2 separate regions of the Homo sapiens genome follow, and region 2 is linked to region 1. A link is an interaction called in ENCODE POLR2A ChIA-PET data of the cell type or tissue named here. Cell type or tissue: A673. All regions are shown on one strand. Links, peaks and the distances in the headings refer to the core of each region. The heading gives the core; the rest is flanking DNA. Region 1 overlaps MED13L (mediator complex subunit 13L). Region 2 has its middle 48 kb from the start of LINC03088.

Evidence for each region. ChIA-PET counts read pairs that join two places held together with the same protein. Peaks named below come from ENCODE experiments on the same cell type or tissue, not always from the same donor. Only the 100,000 strongest peaks of a DNase experiment are listed, where the experiment ranks them.
Region 2: POLR2A ChIA-PET joins it to region 1 with 10 read pairs; 3 of 35 experiments call an interaction of 5 or more read pairs at or near these places.

Annotation. Positions count from the first base shown.
Region 1 is chr12:116,253,509-116,262,875 of GRCh38, reverse strand. All of the region lies in intron 1 of MED13L (mediator complex subunit 13L), which reads left to right. Among named protein-coding and RNA genes, the nearest start is that of MED13L, 20 kb to the left of the region's middle. In A673, for the core only: no CTCF peak of the experiment used is centred there; a DNase peak (open chromatin) is centred at 5,505.
Region 2 is chr12:116,609,294-116,618,660 of GRCh38, reverse strand. No RefSeq gene overlaps it. Among named protein-coding and RNA genes, the nearest start is that of LINC03088, 48 kb to the left of the region's middle. In A673, for the core only: a CTCF peak has its summit at 8,752 (motif pointing right); a DNase peak (open chromatin) is centred at 8,730.

The DNA.
Region 1 (9,367 bases), core at 880-8,879:
TGAAGATGATATTTTGTTGCTATTTGGTGATAAGGTTGTGAAACTGAGCTTTGCAACCCAGACAGATGGTGCTATTCTTGAATCTGCAAGATCCTATAACATTTAATTAAACAGCGGAATGATTCTCATGAGAATCCATAGTTTGTTATATATAAGCTAATAAGCTGACTTTAGTAAATTGTATAAATTTGATTTGAAGTAGAAGAATTACCTATTCTAGGAAACTATTCTAATGAATGTTAAGATGAGTAGCTTGTGTTAGTGGTTTATATGGTAAACTCAAGGAATATTCCAGATGGAAAAACAAGTGGGACTCACTAAGGTAGGCGTTTATCTTCTAAAGTAACTTTGATTTTGTTGCCAAACTTTCTCATATGGTAGGTGTGATATGCTGTTAAGAACCCACAGAGCTGACTTTAACAATTTCCAGAAAGCTGTGAGAAATTTAGTTATATATGTTAACACCCATTTTAGAAAATATCTATTGATTTAGATTCCTTGTAATCTATCTTATATTTTAATTTTGGAATTGAAAATAGAAATAAGTAAAACAGCCCAGTCTAGTTTTAGTATGTTATGTGAACATAACTCTTTAGCCATTTGTAAAAGTTTGAGTTTGGTGGTAATATTGTATGATGGAGATGAATGAATTTTTTAGTTATATAAATAATTATGTAAATAATACAATAACAGACCATACATTTTTAGACATCATTGCAAATATTCTTTTATTAAATTTACCTTTTCTTTAATACCTATTTTTTAATAGGTAGAAGATAATGTGATGTTTGATGGCCAATTGAAGGACATGAAGGAATTGGGAGTTAATTCTGTATGCACAGAGGAATGCCTGAACTGTTTTAAAGAGGATAATGGCATGATCAGATTTATGTTTTAGAGAGAAAACCCATGTGGGCCCTGTGGAGTATGGATTGTCATAGGGGAAAAACCAAAGGCAGGAAGAAGCTCTTAGAACAGTCTAGGTGTGAGAAATAACGCAGGGCCAGTAGGAATGGAGAGAAGGAAATAGATCGTGTAATATTTTGGAGGTAGAGTTGACAGGCTTTGGTGATCAATTATAAATATGCCATAGAACAGGAATCAGATGATAAACAGATGTTCTTGGTTTTATGGCATTTGCATTCTTGTGTATGCAAAACGGGGAGGAACAGTTGGCAATATCTATCTGCTGAAGTTGTTAAACAGTAGACTTAAGCTTTGATCACAATTGTGTATATAAGAAAGTATTCACTGAGCCTGGGTTCTTGCTTTTAAACCCTACAGAAATCAAAGTTTTAAAGCAAGGAGTAGTGAAAAGAAAGTGAAAACAAACGTTAGCACTTATAATCTGCCTGTTTCCAGAGTTTTTTTTTTTTTTTTTTTGAGACTGAGTTTCTGTTGCCCAGGCTGGAGTACAGCGGCACAATCTCGGCTCACTGCACCCTCCGCCTCTGAGGTTCAAGTGATTCTTCCACCTCAGCCTCCTGAGTAGCTGGGACTACAGGCACCCATGACCATGCCCGGCTAATTTTTGTATTTTTATAGAGACACGGGGTTTCACTGTGTTGCCCATGCTGGTCTTGAACTCTTGACCTGAAGTGATCCGCTTGCCTTGGCCTCCCAAAGTGCTGGGATTACAGGCATGAGCCACCATGCCCAGCCTACAGAAAATATTTGAGACAATAAGAGTAGGTTTTATAAGGGAAGGGAGGGGCAGAAAAAAGGTGGGGAAGATAGGAGAAGGCAAGTCTGGTGCAATGGGTAGAGTGGGGCCTTTGGCAGGTCGTGGGTAGAGACGGTGGTGATTGGAGGTGTGAATTTTGGCAGGGGAAGATTCATGCAAGTTTAGTTATAAGAAATGGGCATGGAAAAGTCCTAATAGGAAGAAAGAAAAGGTGGGCAGGGGAAGGGTAACCTAACAGCAGTTGGCTCTGTATCAGCCTTTGTTACCTAGAGCATCTACTTTTAATAGTGGTAAGCCCAGAAAGCAGATGCATTTTCCTACTGCAGATCTGCTTTGGGATATTCTCGTTTAATTTTTTACATGAAGGTTTTGTTTATATTAATTTCAAATCAGTGATATTTTTGGTAAGAGGGTGAAATAGACATTCCATCTGTTTTCCTTCATGCCTTTGTGGAAATGGCCAGATTTGGGGAACCAGTGGATAGAATAGCGGGGGCATTTGTAGAGACCACAAACCAGTGTTTATCATTGGTACTTATTGCTTGTTTTGATTTTGGTTTCTTTCAAATTTTTGTTCCTATCATTCTATTCTTTGTTTCCGTGACACTTAGCTTTCTGAGTGCACAATATTTTTTTTGTTATTGAGAGCGTAATTGTTATGCCATGTTGTATTTTTTGCCTCACATGTTGGAGAAATTTTTCCTTCCTCGTTCCATGCCTCTCTCTCCATACCCCCTTTTCCTCAGCACATTCCTGGGTTCCTCGTGTTCAGGAGTGCAACCCTGACTGTTGGACTTTATGTGCATCACCAGTGCTCAGTTAAGCGCTAAAATGGACATATGCGCTTCAGAACCTTTTGATGTAATCTCCTTGGTGTGGTGGGGACCCTTTCCAGTTGTTCTGAGTGCACTTATTGGCACAGCGTGTACTATCCATTGTAGATTGGCTGTAAATTAATTCAGCCTTCGTATGTGGGGAGGTTTTTCACTTGGCTACCCTGAAGGTAAAGAGTTGGCTTTCCCGCAGTTGTCATTTTTCTTTACTTTCTCTCCAAGTGAGGTAGTACTAATGAAATACCAAATATTTCCAAGAAATACAACTTCCAAGAAATGAAAACTGTAAAACATTTGTCCATGTTCCAGCCGCTCCATTAGATCAGATTTACCCCAATTCTTCTTCTGTTCTTGTTAATGTGCACATTTTTGTACATAGATGTAATCACAGTGTAAATAGAATTCTTTATTCAGCTGTACTCACTAACATTTCCCATGTGCTTATAATTTTCATAATTACAATTTTAGTGGAAAAGTAATTTCTTTTAAAAATTTTATACAATTTTATGTAATTAGTGTGAGCTTCAAACAGTATGGAAGTGTCTAACACAAAACATGAAGGATCCCTCCCCTCACCTTCAGGAAGGTAACTTCCAGAGGTTTAATTTGTATTATTCCAGATTTTTTTTTCTTGCTTTTGCATGTGTCAAAATTGTTTTATTAGATATTGAATAGATAAACAGAGCATGTGTAAATCACACATAAGGTAGAAAGATTCATGGTACAATGAACACCCATGTACCTAATACGCAGTTTAAGAGAAAGAACTTTTCACCACTTACGGAGTCCTGTGTGTGCTCTTCCTCTCCCATTCTCTTTTCTCTCCCTTCAGAAGTAACTCTTACTTCAATTTCATGTGTATCATTCTTTAATTTTTAAAGTTTTAATCACATATGTATTTATATGTATATTTTTACATGTTTTTGGACTTTTAATATTGAATCGTATTCTTTTGCAAACTGCCTTTAATGTTATGTTCCCACAATTCTACAGTTGTAGTTCTCGTATATCGCAGTTTATGCATTCTGTTGGTGATGGACAGATTTGTACTTAAAAAAATTACAGATAAGAAATAATTCTCCACCTTTTCCTGCAATGTGCTTTTTCCGCTTAACATTGTCTTCAAGTATTTTTATGTCAGTAAATTTAGATATAGTTTACTCATTTTTATTATGTTTTTGAGCAGTTGTATCCTGTTTCATAAGATGGATGTACTATTGTTTGTTTAACCATCAACTATGAGAAACGTTAAGATTCTTTCAATTTTTTGCTGTGTAGTACAGTTATACATTAAAATTGGAAAGCTATAGCTATAAACAGTTTAAAAAGATGTGTCAGTTTACATTTCTATGGACAATATATAATGCCTATTTTTTTCTGTCCCTGCCTGTAATGGAACTTACTCATTTTAACTTCTGCCTCTACAAAAAAAAAAAAAAACCCTCAATATTTAAATTTTCAATTTTTGGATTTCTCGTGAGATTATGAGCATCTTTTCATCTATATGGGTATCCAGATTTCTTCTGTGAGTTTATTTTTCAAGTGTTTAATCTCTAAAAAGCCTTTTTTTTTTTTTTTTTTCTGAGATGGAGTCTCACTCTGTCGCCCAGGCCGGAGTGCAGTGGTGTAATCTCGCTCAGTGCAACCTCTGCCTCCCGGGTTCAAGTGATTCTCCCGCCTCAGCCTCCTAAGTAGCTGGGACTACAAGTGCATGCCACCATGCCAGGCTAATTTTTGTATTTTTAGTAGAGACGGGGTTTCACCATGTTGACCAGGCTGGTCTCGAACTCCTGACCTGAGGTGGTCCGCCCACCTCGGCCTCCCAAAGTGCTGGGATTACAGGTGTGAGCTACCGTGTCCGGCCGTTCTTTTTCTTTTTATAATAAAATTTCCAACCACTCACTAAAAGGAATCTGTATTTCAAGTCAGACCTTTACATGTTCTCACCTCAGAGCTTTTGCTGTTTGTAAAGAGTGCTTGCTGCAGGCGTGCACTGCTTAACTACCAGCTACATGCATTTTCTCATGCTCACAAGATCCTTTTGAGGTAGAGTCTACTATTCTCATTTTTCAGATAAGAAAACTGAAACAAGAAATTTAAGTAGCTTGTCCAAGGTCACACAGGAGCTGAATCTCTTGATTCAAAGCCTGAACTTTTAACCAGTAGTACATTTGTATTTTATGTTTTTCTTTCTTCTATCTAAATTCTTTTAGGACTTCAGTGAAGCTCCTCGTAGCTATTCCAAACATTATTGGTCTCTTTCTTTTTCGAGCCTTTTGAAAATTAGCAGTGTAGACCATATAATTTAGTACAAGTGCTAAGGTAGAAATCACTGGAGCATATAGATTTGCCTGAGATTAATGGAGTGATAATACAGTTTACGTTTTTTTAAAGTTTCATCAGAGATTAATGGAGTAATATACAGCCTACAATTTCTTCCCAGAGATAGGGAAATAGATTTTTTTTTGTCTTAGACTGTTCCAAATTGAGGAATCATTTGGAAAATGAAAAATTATAAAGATAGCTTATTGTTTTGATTGATGACTGGGGCAAGGTTAAAAAACCTACATAACCATGTGATCTAAAAAATAAAAATGATCACCTCGATAAAAGTCTTTCAGTTTTTTTTAAAGTAAAAGCCAGTTATTAAAATAATGTCAAAATGATTTAGTATCACAATCATATGCTTATTTAAAAATAGACAAATAGCTTAAAAAGTAATCTCTTTTTCTGTACAGGCAGCTTGGAGGCCTGCATTTTACAACTGATTTGGTTGTCAAGGGATCTGGGCTCTTTCTGTCTTGTTACTACACTGTTCTTAGTTTATGGCATATAGTTCAAGATGGCTATTCAGACTCCAGTCATCAAGGTTGCATTCTAGGTTAGGAGGAGGTGGAAATGTGGGAAGGACACACCGTCCTTTAAGGAAACCTCCAGGAAGTTGCCTACAACACTTCTGGCCATACTTCAAGGCCTTACTTAACTGCAGGGAGGCTGGGAGATGTAGTTCTTTAAGTGGGCATGTTGTTATCCACAGCAGTGTAAAGTGTATGTTACTATGGGGGAAGGAGCCACTCATGTTTGTGTAGACAGTGCCTGCCTCGTAAATAATATACGTTTCTGTTTATAGTCTGTTACTGCAGCTGAGAAGCAAACCATCTTAATATCACTAATGAACTTCATTAAATAGTTCAATTCCCAGAAATTTCACAAGAATTCTCTTATAGTTAAGGTTAACAAATACAAATCATTTAATCAGTGTCCTGAAGTAGTCAGACATGAAAATAATTTATTTGAAAATATTGTGTATACCTCTAAACGATTTACACTTACCAGGAGATGTGCAAGATGATACTTTGGTTTTATTAAAAGTAGTTTGTTTTGGGCTGGGCACGGTGGCTCATGCCTGTAATCCCAGCACTTTGGGAGGCCGAGGTGGGCGGTCAAGAGATTGGGGCCATCTTGGCCAACATGGTGAAACCTCGTCTCTACTAAAAATACAAAAATTAGCTGGGCGAGGTGGCGCACGTCTGTAGTCCCAGCTACTCTGGAGGCTGAGGTGGGAGAATCGCTTGAACCTGGGAGGTGGAGGTTGCAGTGAGCTGAGATCAATCCACTGCACTCCAGCCTGGCAACAGAGCAAGATTCCATCTCAAAAAAAAAAAAAAAAAAAAAAGTAGTTTGTTTTCTTTGAGAGATTGTTTACATGTATTCTTCCATTAATACATACATTTCTTATTACATTTATTGAGGTATACTTTACATACAATAAAATATACTCACTTTAAGTGTACGGTTTCATAATTTTGACAAATGTGTATATCTGTGAAACCACTGAAATCAAAGTAGAGAACATTTTTATGATGCAAAAAAGTTCATACATGTCCTTTTGCAGTCAGGGTCTCCCCCTTGCCCCTCAGCCTTCCTCCCCTCCAGGCAACTACCAATCTGCTGTTACTGTAGAATCATTTTGCCCTTTCTAGAATTTTTAATAAATGGAATCATATAGTATGTAATCCTTATTTCTGGTTTCATATTATTGCTTAAGTAGGGTTTTTTTTTTTTTTTGCTAAATAGTAGTCTCTTTTTTGGATATGCCACAATTTGCTGTTGGCTGTGAAAATTAATGTACTGCTTTTTGTGTGGGACATATGTTTTTATTTCTGTAAATAACTAGGAGTTTCACTTTATAAAGAACTGCCAAACTTGCAAAAAATAAAATGTTTGTATCATTTAATATCCCATGAGTTTTATAGGAGTTCTAATTGCTCTGCATTCTTGCAGCATGTAGTACAATGAATTTTTACAAATTTCAGCCATCCTTGTGGCGTGTAGTACATGTTGTGAATCTTTTATCTAAAATGCTTGGAACCACAAGTGTTTTGGATTTTGGATTTTTTCAGATTTGGGCATATTTGCATTATACTGGCTGAGCGTCCCTACTCTGAAAATTTAAAATTTGGAATTTCCTTTGAGTGTCATGTTGGCATGCAAAAAGTTTTGATTTTGGAGCATTTTGGATTTTTGAATTAGGGATGTGCAGTATGTAGTAACTTATTTCAGTTTGTAATTTTTTGATAACAGATGAAGTTTAACATCATTGCATGTGCATATTAAGTCATTCGTATATCTTTTGGGAAATATCTCTTCACATCTTTTGCCCAATTTAAAAATTAGGTTGTTTTCTTACTGAATTGGAAGAATTCTTGGAATATCCTGGATACAAGTTCATTGGCAGATAGATGTATTACAAATGTATTCTCCTAATTTGTGGTGTGCCTTTTCATTTTCTCACTGTCTTCTTTGAATAACAAAAGCTTTAAATTTTGATTAAGTCAAGTATTACTTTTATAAATCTATACTTTTCATGTCCTAAGACATCTTTGCCATCCCAAAGCAGGAAAGTTTTTTTCTTATGATTTCTTCCAGAAGTTTTACAGCATTAGTTAATTAGGTTTAGGCTTGCAATCCAGTAACTTATTTTAAGTTAATTTACATGGTGCGAGGTGAGGATTGAAGTTCTGGTTTTGTTTTGCATACGTTTAGCAAACTATTTAAACATCATTTGTTGAAGACTTATTGAATGACCTTAGAATCTTTGTTAAAAATTAATGGACTCTATGTGTGCATTGCTTTTTTCTGGGTTCTATATTCAGTTCCTTTGATCTACATGTCTGTTATGCCAGTACTACACTATGATGATTACTGAAATTTTATAGTATGTCTTGAAATTAGGATAAATTCTCCGACTTTGTTCTTTTAAAAATTGTATTGATTCTTCTGGGTGTTTTGCATTTCAATATAAGTTTTAGGATCAGCGTGTCAATTAAAAATTTTTTTTCTGTGGGGATTTATTTGTGATTGTATTGAATCTGTAGATCAAATTGGGAAAATTGACATTTTAACGATTTTAAATCTTTCAGTTCATGAACATGGTCTGGCTCTTCATTTCTCTAGATATTTAATTTCTCTCAACATTGTTCCGTAGTTCTTAGTATATAGATCTGGAACATACTTTTATCAGATATATTCCTAAGTAAGTTGTGTTTTTCAATGCTGTTTTAATGGCTATTATTTTAGAGTATTCCCCCCCACCCCCTTTGGACACAGAGTCTCACTCTGTCACCCAGGCTGGGTGCAATGGTGCGATCTCAGCTGACTGTAACCTCCGCCTCTCTAGTTCAAGCAGTTCTCCAGCCTCAGCCAGGAGAATCATGGTAGCTGGGATTACAGGTGTATGCCACCATGCCTGGCTAATTTGTTTGTGTTTTTAGTAGAGACAGAGTTTCATCATGTTGACCAGGCTGGTCTTGAACTCCTGACCTAAAGTGATCTGCCTGCCTTGACTTCCCAAAGTGCTAGGATTACAGGTGTGAGCCACTGCACCTGGCCATTTGAGAGTATTTTTTGACATGTTTACTGTTAGTTTATAGAAACGCCATTAATTTTTGGATATTGATTCTGTATACTGCAACTTTCCTAAGCTTTATTAGTTGTAGTAGCTTTTTTTGTAAATCCTTGGATTTTAAAAAACGTACGTGATGATGTTATCTGCAATTATAGATGGGTTTATATCTTTCTTTGTAATTTGTATTTTACTACTTTTTCTTGCTTCATTGCATTGATTAGGACCTACAGGGCAGTATTGAATAGAAGTAGTAAGAGTGTACATCCTTACCTTGTTCCTGTTCTTGGGCAGAAAATATTCACTCTTCTCATTGTTGACATTAGCTTTGAATTTTCTGATATCCCCGTAAGGTTGAGAAAGTTCTCTTTAATTCTTAGTTTTTAAAATACCGTGAAAGTGGCTGGGCTCACACCTGTAATCCCAGCAATTTGGGAGGCCGAGGTGGGTGGATCACTTGAGGTCAGGGGTTCGAGACCAGCCTGGCCAATGTGGCGAAACCCCGTCTCTACTAAAAATACAAAAAATTAGCTTGGCATGGTGGCACACGCCTGTAATCTCAGCTACTCAGGAGGCCGAGGCACGAGAATCTCTTGAACCCAGGAGGCAAAGGTTGCAGCAAGCAGGTATTGCGCCACTGCACTCCAGCCTGGGTGACAGAGTGAGACTGTCTCAAAAAAAAAAAAAAAAAAAAAAAAAACAAAAAAAACCGTGAAGGTGGGTATTGATTTTTGTTAAATGTTTTTTCTGCATCTATTGAGATGATCATAGGTTTTGTTCTTTTAATATGGTGAATTATACTGATGGGTTTCTAAATGTTGAACTAAGCTTGAATTCCACGACAAACCTTACTTAAGCTTATGGTATTATTATTACGTGTTATTAGATTTGATGTGCTAATATTTTGTTAATGGTTTTTTCATCTGTGTTTATGAAGGATATTGG
Region 2 (9,367 bases), core at 1,106-9,105, 360 kb before region 1:
TTCTTTGGGCTGTTGGGCTTTTCCTTCAATTTGTCATTCCTTAGAGGAAAATTTTAGCCCTTTGAGTTGAATTGCTAAGGGTGTTATTACTAACCCCTTTTTATAGATGAAGAAATGGAGGCTCAGAGACCTTAAAGAAGCTGCTCAAGGCTACAGGCTGATGCCTGGCAGAGTTGGGATTGAACCATCCTTGATTTTGAATGTCATCCCTGCTATTGTCTCATAGGCTGGCGGATAAGTATGGATCATTTCTGTCAAACCACACAGTAGGGATAACAATGAACCTCTTAGATTGGACCATACTTTTGCAATTTTCCAGTGGCTTTCATTTTTATTATCTTATTTTTACTCTCCTAGGTCTTATTAGCCCATTTTATACATGGGAAACTGAGGCTCAGAGAGATGTAGGGGCCTGGTCACAGTCACATGACTGATAAATGTGAAAACCTAAGGTCAGAATCTGCCACTAGCCCAGCGCTTTTTTCCATATGCTGTCATAGGGAATGTTGAGGTATTTCACGTACCACTTAAAAATTGTTAACAAGGCCAGGCACAGTGGCTCACACCTGTAATCCCAGCATTTTGGGAGGCCAAGGTGGGTGGATTAATTGAGGTCAGGAGTTCAAGACCAGCCTGGCCAACGTGGTGAAACCCCGTCTCTACTAAAAATACAAAAAAAATTAGTCAGGCGTGGTGGCACACAACTGTAATCCCAGCTACTCAGGAGGCTGAGGCAGGAGAACTGCTGGAACCCAGGAGGAGGAGGGTGCAGTGAGCCGAGATCATACCACTGCACTCCAGTCTGGGCAACACGGCAAGACTATATCTGAAAAAAAAAAAAAAAAAAAAATAGCTGGGTGTGATGGGGGCGCCTGTAATCCCAGCTACTTGGGAGGTTGAGGCAGGAGAATCACTTGAACCCAGGAGACGGAGGTTGCAGTGAGCAGAGATCATGCCACTGCACTCTAGCCTGGGCGACAAAGCAAGACTCATCTCAAAAAATAAAATTAGCTGGATGTGATGGTGGGCACCTGTAATTCCAGCTACTTGGGAGGCTGAGGCAGGAGAATTGCTTGAACCCGGGAGACAGAGGTTGCAGTGAGCCGAGATCATGCCACTGTCCTCCAGCCGGGGCAACAGAGCAAGACCCTGTCTCAAAAAAAATTTTTTTTACCCTATCCATGTACACCAATACAATGATTTATTCACTATAATTTTGTAATTAACTCATGTTCTAACAACTTAGCCTCATTCTAATCACTAACAGTGTTAAAATCACAAGTTTGATGTCCTCCTTCTAATGTTCCCTAATTCCATATATCTAAGAAATTCCACGTATTGCCTAAAACCCTCTTCTTGTTTCCCATCAGTGGTACAAGTACTGCACATTTTGTAAGCACTTCATTAAGTTTGTTAGGCCTGATGGAAAATGACAGGCCCTCATAATATGCGTCCTTTATCAAGCACCGATTAAATGCCAGGAGTTTCACTGAATCCTTACAGCAACCCTAAAGGGATGGGTATAGGTCTTCCCAGTTCGTAGAGCAGAAAACAGGGGTTCAGAGAGGTTAGGTGGCTTACCCGAGGTCACACAGCCAGGAACTGGCAGGGTTGGGACTCGCGCTCCAGTCCTGCATCGCCCCAGGTCCCCCCAGCCTGGCACTAAATTTGCTGATTGCAGAGCTAATCGCCAGTTGGTGATTGCCAGCCAGGACTATAACCATCCATGTAAGTAAAGGCATTTAGCTGTTTCACTGCATGCAGAGTTAGGAATTCTCAGGCAGCCCACTGAATGAGGAAAGGGCCTTTCTGTTTCACCTTTCATTGTTTTATCTGCACAACACTTCTGTGAGGTGGGCAAATATAATTAACCCATTTACAAACGAGGAAAGTGGAGAGGTTAGAATGATTCCCTAAAGTCATTCAGTAAGTGAGCGGCACAGCCAAGAATAATAAATAATATTATTTCAGGAGACGCAAACTCAGTGAACCTAAAGGCTTCCTGGTGCTCAGACCATCAGAAGGTGCTTCTGGGCCCTGACCCTTCAAAATCAACACTTCCCCACCACGGCAGAGGTCTAGGTACAACATTTGAAGTCTGGAGTTATTCAAACTGTCCATGTGAGTTCAGACCACCCCCAGGATTTTCTCCCCATTATTATTCTTTTCAGATCATAGCTTGATTAATTTTTCCATCAAGAGAATGGCACTACATATTTTGTAGAGGCAAAAGTAATACAGAATTTGCCTAATGGAATGCTTCCAAGGTTACCGTGAGGATGAATGGACTAGCATTCAAAAAGCACTTCTGAATCCTGGACAGGCTGAAGTGGAGGGCAAGTCTATTGTTATTCATCCTAACAATAGTAATTGATTGCTGGGGAGGGGGGCTTCCCATGATAACCTTTTAATTTTCCTATGAAAAACTGATGGAACAAAAGGTTGCTAGTTCCCGTTGGTGAAAGACAATTCACACCCGCTGGTCTTCAGCCATTCCCTTCAGCCCTTCTCAGCTACATGTTTTCAGATCCTAGTGACCAATATGACTTCCACAACCAGAGTGGAACAACCAGAGTTTCTTTGAACTTCTTTACAGTCTGCAAGCTGCCAGAAGGATCCTATACCTCTGAGACACAGCTGGTTTGATTTTCTTTGAGGGCTCTTCAATATTTTAAAACTGGGAGGGGCCAGGCGTGGTGGCTCATGCCTGTAATTCTGACATTTTGGGAGACTGAGGCGGGAGGATCATTTGAAACCAGGAGTTTGAGACCAGCCTGGGCAACATAGGGAGACCCTGTCTCTATAAAAAATAAAAAATGTAGCCCGGTGTGGTGGTACATACCTATAGTCTCAGTTACTCGGGAGGCTGAGACAGGAGGAGCCCTTGAGCCCAGGAGTTGGAGGCTGCAGTGAGCTATGATAGCGCCACTGCTCTCCAGCCTGGACAACAACAGAGTGAGACCTTGTCTCTAAAACATAAATAAATAAATAAATAAATTAATTAATTAATTAAATTAAAACTTAGAGTGCTGGTTTCTGGAGATGTCCATTTTACAGAGAGGGAAACGGACGGGAGACTTAGGGGCACCTCTTATCCTGGGTCTCCTCACCTTGTTTTCACTGTGTCCCATCTGCCAAAGAAAATATTTGTGTGTCAATCCACCCATGACCTGGTCACTCACTCCCAGGGTGGAAACCTGCCAACCCTGACGATGGTGGCCCCCGAGAGCCACCCTCCCCCGGAGCCTCCGTCTTGGACATGCTTGCTGTTAAAGAGGGTTGGTGACAATCATCTCTTAATTGCAATACCTCCTGTTGGCCTGAATAATAGTTGAAATCTTGTGGGCGCGTTGGCTGGGCATTAGGGGGTGTTTCTGTTGTGCCTCGAGCAAAGGGAGGCTTTATTCACACCAGCATCTGTTCCAGAGAGGTCTGAAAAGCTCAATTAGTCAGCAGAGCATGTTGGAAAAATAAAACCCCGAACTGATGTGTTTGAGGTCATCCCTTGGCTCATTTGAATGTGGGGAGCCAGAACTCCTGACCCTTTACTTCCATTGGCCTCAACTGGTACTTGAAACTCTCTAATCTGAACTCTAATTCTATAAATACCTCCAGTTTTTAAAAATGTATATATATATATATATATATATATTTAGCAAAAAGCTTGAAACCAAGAAACTAGTTAGCCTCTTCTATCTTTGAATTGATTTAATTTCAATTAATAAAGTTGGATTAAGATTGGGGAGCCTAATTCGGATTTGCAGGGGAGAGGGGGCTTACTCTGTGCCCAGCAGAGCCAGGCAGAGTTCTGGCCCCTTTTCTATTTCCTCTGACCAGCAGCTGATTCCTTTGATATCTCATCTTGCATCTTGTCCAAAATAAATGATGGGCGCGATGCAGGTTCCAGTAGCATGGAGAGACCGTCTGCTGGTACCATCTGATTCCTCAGCAGGCAGAGCCACACAGTCCTGGGAGGCAGTGGCCACTGGTGCGGATTTATAGGCTGCAGGTGGGGGATGCTACCTTGCCCTTCACACAGGAAAACAGCCTAGGGAGAGGGCATGCTTTGTACCGCCTCGGGTTCCCGTCCCCAGAACTCATGCCGGGAATTCACCTGGACTGCAGATCCTACAGGAAGCTGCCTGTGTGATGGATTACCACCAACTTGCTGTGTGACCTTGGGCAAGGCACTTTCCCTCTCTGGGCCTAATTTGTCTTACATGTAAACAGAAAGGACATCATCATCATCATCACCATCATCATCATAGTTAATGAGTGCATCCTAGATGATCTCTTAGTATGCTTGCCAAAGAACCTCTGTGGCTGATATTATCATCCTCATTTTACAAACAAGGAGTTGTGACTCAGAGAGGTTAAGTCACTTGCCCGCTTTACAGAGCTAGTAAGTGACATAGCTTCAATTCGGGCTCAGTCCCCCTGACTTCAGATCCTAAGCTTTTAGCCTCCCACATTATAACATCAGGCACTTCTGCACATTCTGTCTGTGAATCCTCAAAGCAACCATATAAGGTCAATGCCATTGTTACCCGCATTTTACAGATGATCAATGGTCTCATAACATTTTTTCCACCTGTGAAGAAAGCTATTATTATTTTTCTTTCTTTCTTTCTCTTTTTTCTTTTGTTTATTTAATTATTTATTTATTTGAGATGAAGTCTTGCTCTGTTGCCCAGGCTGGAGTGCAGTGGCATGATCTCGGCTCACTGCAACCTCTGCCTCCCGAGTTCAAGCAATTCTCCTGCCTCAGCCTCCCAAGTAGCTGGGATAACAGGCACCCACCACCATGCCTGGATAACTTTTATATTTTTAGTAGAGACGGGGTTTCACCATGTTGCCCAGGCTGGTCTTGAACTCCTGACCTCAGGTGGTCCACCCACCTTGGCCTCCCAAAGTGCTGGGATTACAGACATGAGCCACTGTGCCTGGCAAAAGCTATTATTTTTAAGTTCAGGAGAACAGTGACAGGCGTAAGATGAGGAAGGTCAGTGCTCAGCCTTCCTGTTGTCTGAGGGAAAAGGATGGAGCACACGGGATGAAGAGTAGAAGAAAAGCGAAGACGTGACCCTGCAGAGTGCAAACTCCTTGGCCAGGCCCGCAGAGCCCTTTCCAAGCTGCCTCTTGTGCCTCTCCCATATCAGAACGGCCTTTAATTGCTGCAAGCCTAGGCGGTAGGCACTGTTCCCATGAGCGTTTCACAAAGGCAGAGCAGGAGCAGCTAACGAGGTACTCCAGTTTGCAGAGCTCTTATGTGGAGCTGCAGGACTTGAACTTGAGCCTGTCTGAGTCCAAAGCCCTAGCTTTCTATCCCTTTGCCATCTATCCCACCTCCTGGCACTGACCCTGACCTTCTGCTCTGGGCCACTTGGGACCTCCCTGTTCTACAAACACCCGTGCCTTCTGCTGTCCTTGTTTTTCTGTCCAGCACACCCCTTGTCTATTGGTCACATTCCTTTACTGTCATTTGATCAGGGCCAGTTCAGCAATCACTTCTAAAACAGTTTTTCCTATGTATGCCTGTAGTCCTAGCTACTCGGGAGGCTGAGGCGGGAGGATCGCCTGAGCTGAGAAGTTTGAGGCTGCAGTGAGCCGTGATCACAATACTGCACTCCAGTCTAGGCAACAAAGAGAGATCGTATCTCTCTAAAAAAAAAAAGAAAAAAGAAAAAAAAAAGTTTTTCCTAATGCCTCAGGCAGAAGTCACCTCTCCATCTGTGTCTCCAAGCTACAGAAACGACTGTTGGATGACAGTGGTGGCGATCATCATCACCGTTACTATTATAAAATTGTGTGCAGGACGTAGTGCTCAGCGTTAACACAGACCCCATTCGACCCAGTCCCATCAACCCTGTGAAGTGGGCGCTCTGACATCTCCAGCTCACTGATAAGGACACAGTTTCAGAGATGCTAAGTTCCTTTCCAAGGGCCCCTTGGCTAGAAAATGCAGGGCCTGTGCTGCCATCAGCAGGAGGAGGTATGAGGACAGAGGCAAGAGGTTGGAGTGATGCAAGGGAGAAACCAGGAGCCAAAGAATGCTGGCGGCCTCTAGAAGCCGGAAAAGGAAAAGGAGTCCAGGTGTGGTGGCTCAGGCCTGTAATCCCAGCACTTTGGGAGGCTGAGGTAGGCTGATCTCTTGAGGTCAGGGATTCGAGACCAGCCTAGCCAATATGGTGAAACCCTGCCTCAACTAAAAAAAAAAAAAAAGTACAAAAATTATCCAAGCATGGTGGCACATGCTTGTAGTCCCAGCTACTCGGGAGGCTGAGGCACAAGAATTGCTTGAACCCGGGAGGCAGAGGTTGCAGTGACAGAAGGAGTCTCTGTCTCAAAAAAAAAAGAAAAAAAAGGGGGGGAAAGAAAAGGGGTCATCACTGTGTCACCTTCCCCCAGGCCTGGTGTACAGAAAGACTCAGCCTGTGCTTGTTCAGTGGGCACTCATAGGCTGGGCGTTATCGATGTGCATACAGGACTATGAAAAGATTTCATGACTGGGGGAGGTGGCTCACACCTGTAATCTCAGCATTTTGAGGGGCCGAGGTGGGCAGATCACTTGAGGCCAGGAGTTCGAGACCAGCCTGGTCAACATGGTGAAGCCCCATCTCTACTAAAAACAGAGTGGGTGTGGTGACGCGCCTGTAATCTCAGCTACTTGGGAGGCTGAGGCAGGAGAATCACTTGAACCCAGGAGGCAGAGGCTGCAGTAAGCAGAGATCGCGCCACTGCACTCCAGCCTGGGCAAAAGAGCAAGGCTCTGTCTCAAAAATATATATGTATATATTTCCGTTGTCGGGCATGGTGGCTCATGCCTGTAATCCCAGCACTTCGGGAGGCTGAGGTGGGAGGATGGCTTGAGCCCAGGAATTCGAGGTGGCAGTGAATTATGATCACACCACTGTACCCCACCCTGGTCAACAGAGCAAGAGCCCATCTAAAAAAAAAAAAAAAAGGATATCAAGCTCCCGTCCTGGAATGTGAGCTTGTAACCCAGAATCTCCCAGCTCTCAGCCTGGCTTTTCTGACCATCCCTCCAGGTCAGCAGGACTGTCACCCAAGCTCATGCTATATACATCCTATTCCAATGAATGTGGTTCTTTTCTGTCTGGATTATTGTTTCCAATTATTTGTCCATCTCTATGGAAACATTTCTTAAAAATACTGTACATGAACTTGAATTTTTGACCGGCAAGGTCTCTGGAACAGGTCTGTGAGCATGGAGCCGGTTTACACCGAGGGAGGAGGCACCACCCTCCCATCCACCCCTCGGTGACAGACTAAGCAGTGGAAACACATAGCCTCTGGGTGGGGCAGGAAGCCTGAGCTCTGGCCCCAGGCCCACCCTTAACACTCTCTGTGACCTTGGACGAGTCATTTCACACCACCTCCGTGTACTTCCACTTTACTTCCTTACTTGATTTTTGTTTTTCTATAGAGACCGGATCTTGCTATGTTGTCCAGGCTGGTCTCGAATTCCTATACTCACCTAGTCCTCCTGCCTCGACCTCCCAAAGTGCTGGGATTACAGGCATGAGGCACCATGCCCAGCCTACTTCCTTACTTGTAAAGTGAAAGGTTGATCCAAATAATCTCGAATGTTCTTTTCTGCTCAAAATTTGATCTTCTCTACACTCTCCTAGTCAGGAATGTTGTTGCTCTGCCTCCTGAGTGGCCGTGCTGTGCAGCATCTTTTTGCACCCTCTAAGGCTTGAAGAGCTATGAGCAGTTTTTTGAACATAGAATAATAATAACAATAATAATACCAATGAACACTTTCCATCTGATACTCCTCTGCCAAGCACTTTGCCTGTCTTATTTCATTTAATCCTCACTGCCCCAGGGGTAAGCCTTCCCCCTCTACATTCCAGAAAGTCTTTTTCACAGAAGACCTTTGCTTAGAAGGTCTGCCTTTGTTTAACGGAAGACAAACCTTAGTTCTCTTCTTTTTATTTTTTAAATTTTGAGACGAAGTCTCGCTCTGTTGTGCCAGCTGGAGTGTAGTGGCGCCATCTCGGCTCACTGCCACCTCCACCTCTGGGATTCAAGTGATTCTCCTGCCCCAGCCTCCCGAGTAGCTGGGATTACACGTGTGCGCCACCATGCCCAGCTAATTTTTGTATTTTCAGTAGAGACGGGGTTTCTCCACGTTGGCCAGGCTGGTCTTGAACTCCTGAGCTCAAGTGATCCGCCTACCTTGGCCTCCCAAAGTGCTGGGATTACAGGCAGGAGCCACCACGTCCGGCCTTAGGTCTCTTCTTGAGCTGACCCGCTTGGTAGTCTGAGTAGTTTCTGGAGGAGTATCTGGAATGTTCTCCTAGCTTCTTAGAATAGAATCATCCTGGCCGGGTACAGTGACTCACACCTATAATCCCAGCACTTTGGGAGGCCAAGGTAGGTGGATCACCTGAGGTCAGGAGTTCAAGACCAGCCTGACCAACATGGTAAAACCCCATCTCTACTAAAAATACAAAACATTTGCCGGGCACGGTGGTGGGTGCCTGTAATCCCAGCTACCCGGGAGGCTGAGGCAGGAGAATCGCCTGAACCCAGGAGGCAGAGGTTGCAGTGAGCCGAGATAGTGACATTGCACTCCAGCCTGGGCAACAAGAGCGAAACTCAGTCTCAAAAGAAAAAAAAAAGGACAGAATCATCCTTTCAGCCTTTTATGGGAGCTCGCTGTGTACATGCTAATCAATTAGAGCAGTGGTTCTCAACAGGGGGCAGTGTTGCCCCTGTAGGAGGCATTTGGCAATGTCTAGAGGCATTTTTGGTTGTCACATTGGGTGGGGGGTGCTGCTGTCATCTGGCAAGGGCCAGAGACAATGCACAGGACAGCCTGTCCCCCGCAAACAAAGAATCATCATGCTCTAAATGTCATTAGTGCCCAGGTAGAAACTCCTGGGCTGGGGAAGACAGGGGTGTCTGCCTATTTCCCTTTTAGTGTCTTTATTTCAGAATGAGACCAACAGCCAAGCCAATGTCTACAAATAAACAGCCTATGATGATTTCTCCTTCCTGGTTGCAATTGTCCAGACAAAGGAAAGAAAGTAGCCTGTAGCTGGTTCTGAGCCTCCCTGCCTGTTCTGAAGCCTCAGAGGCAGCATTCGCATCTCCAGACAGAGATTTTAGTGGTTGCTGCAGAAGAATCCTCAAAGGCGTTTTCAGCTCCAGTCCCTGGCCACAATTTAAGGATAGAGTCTGCCAACCATTTGTGAGGCTAAGTGGGAGGAGGAGGAAAAGAAAAAAAAGGAGGAAGCCATTTCTTAGCACCCATGGGGCCTAAATAAGAAGCAGTCTTTAAGCGGTTTGACTTTCTTTAAAAATCACTTTTGTAGTGACATCAACTTGCCCTCTG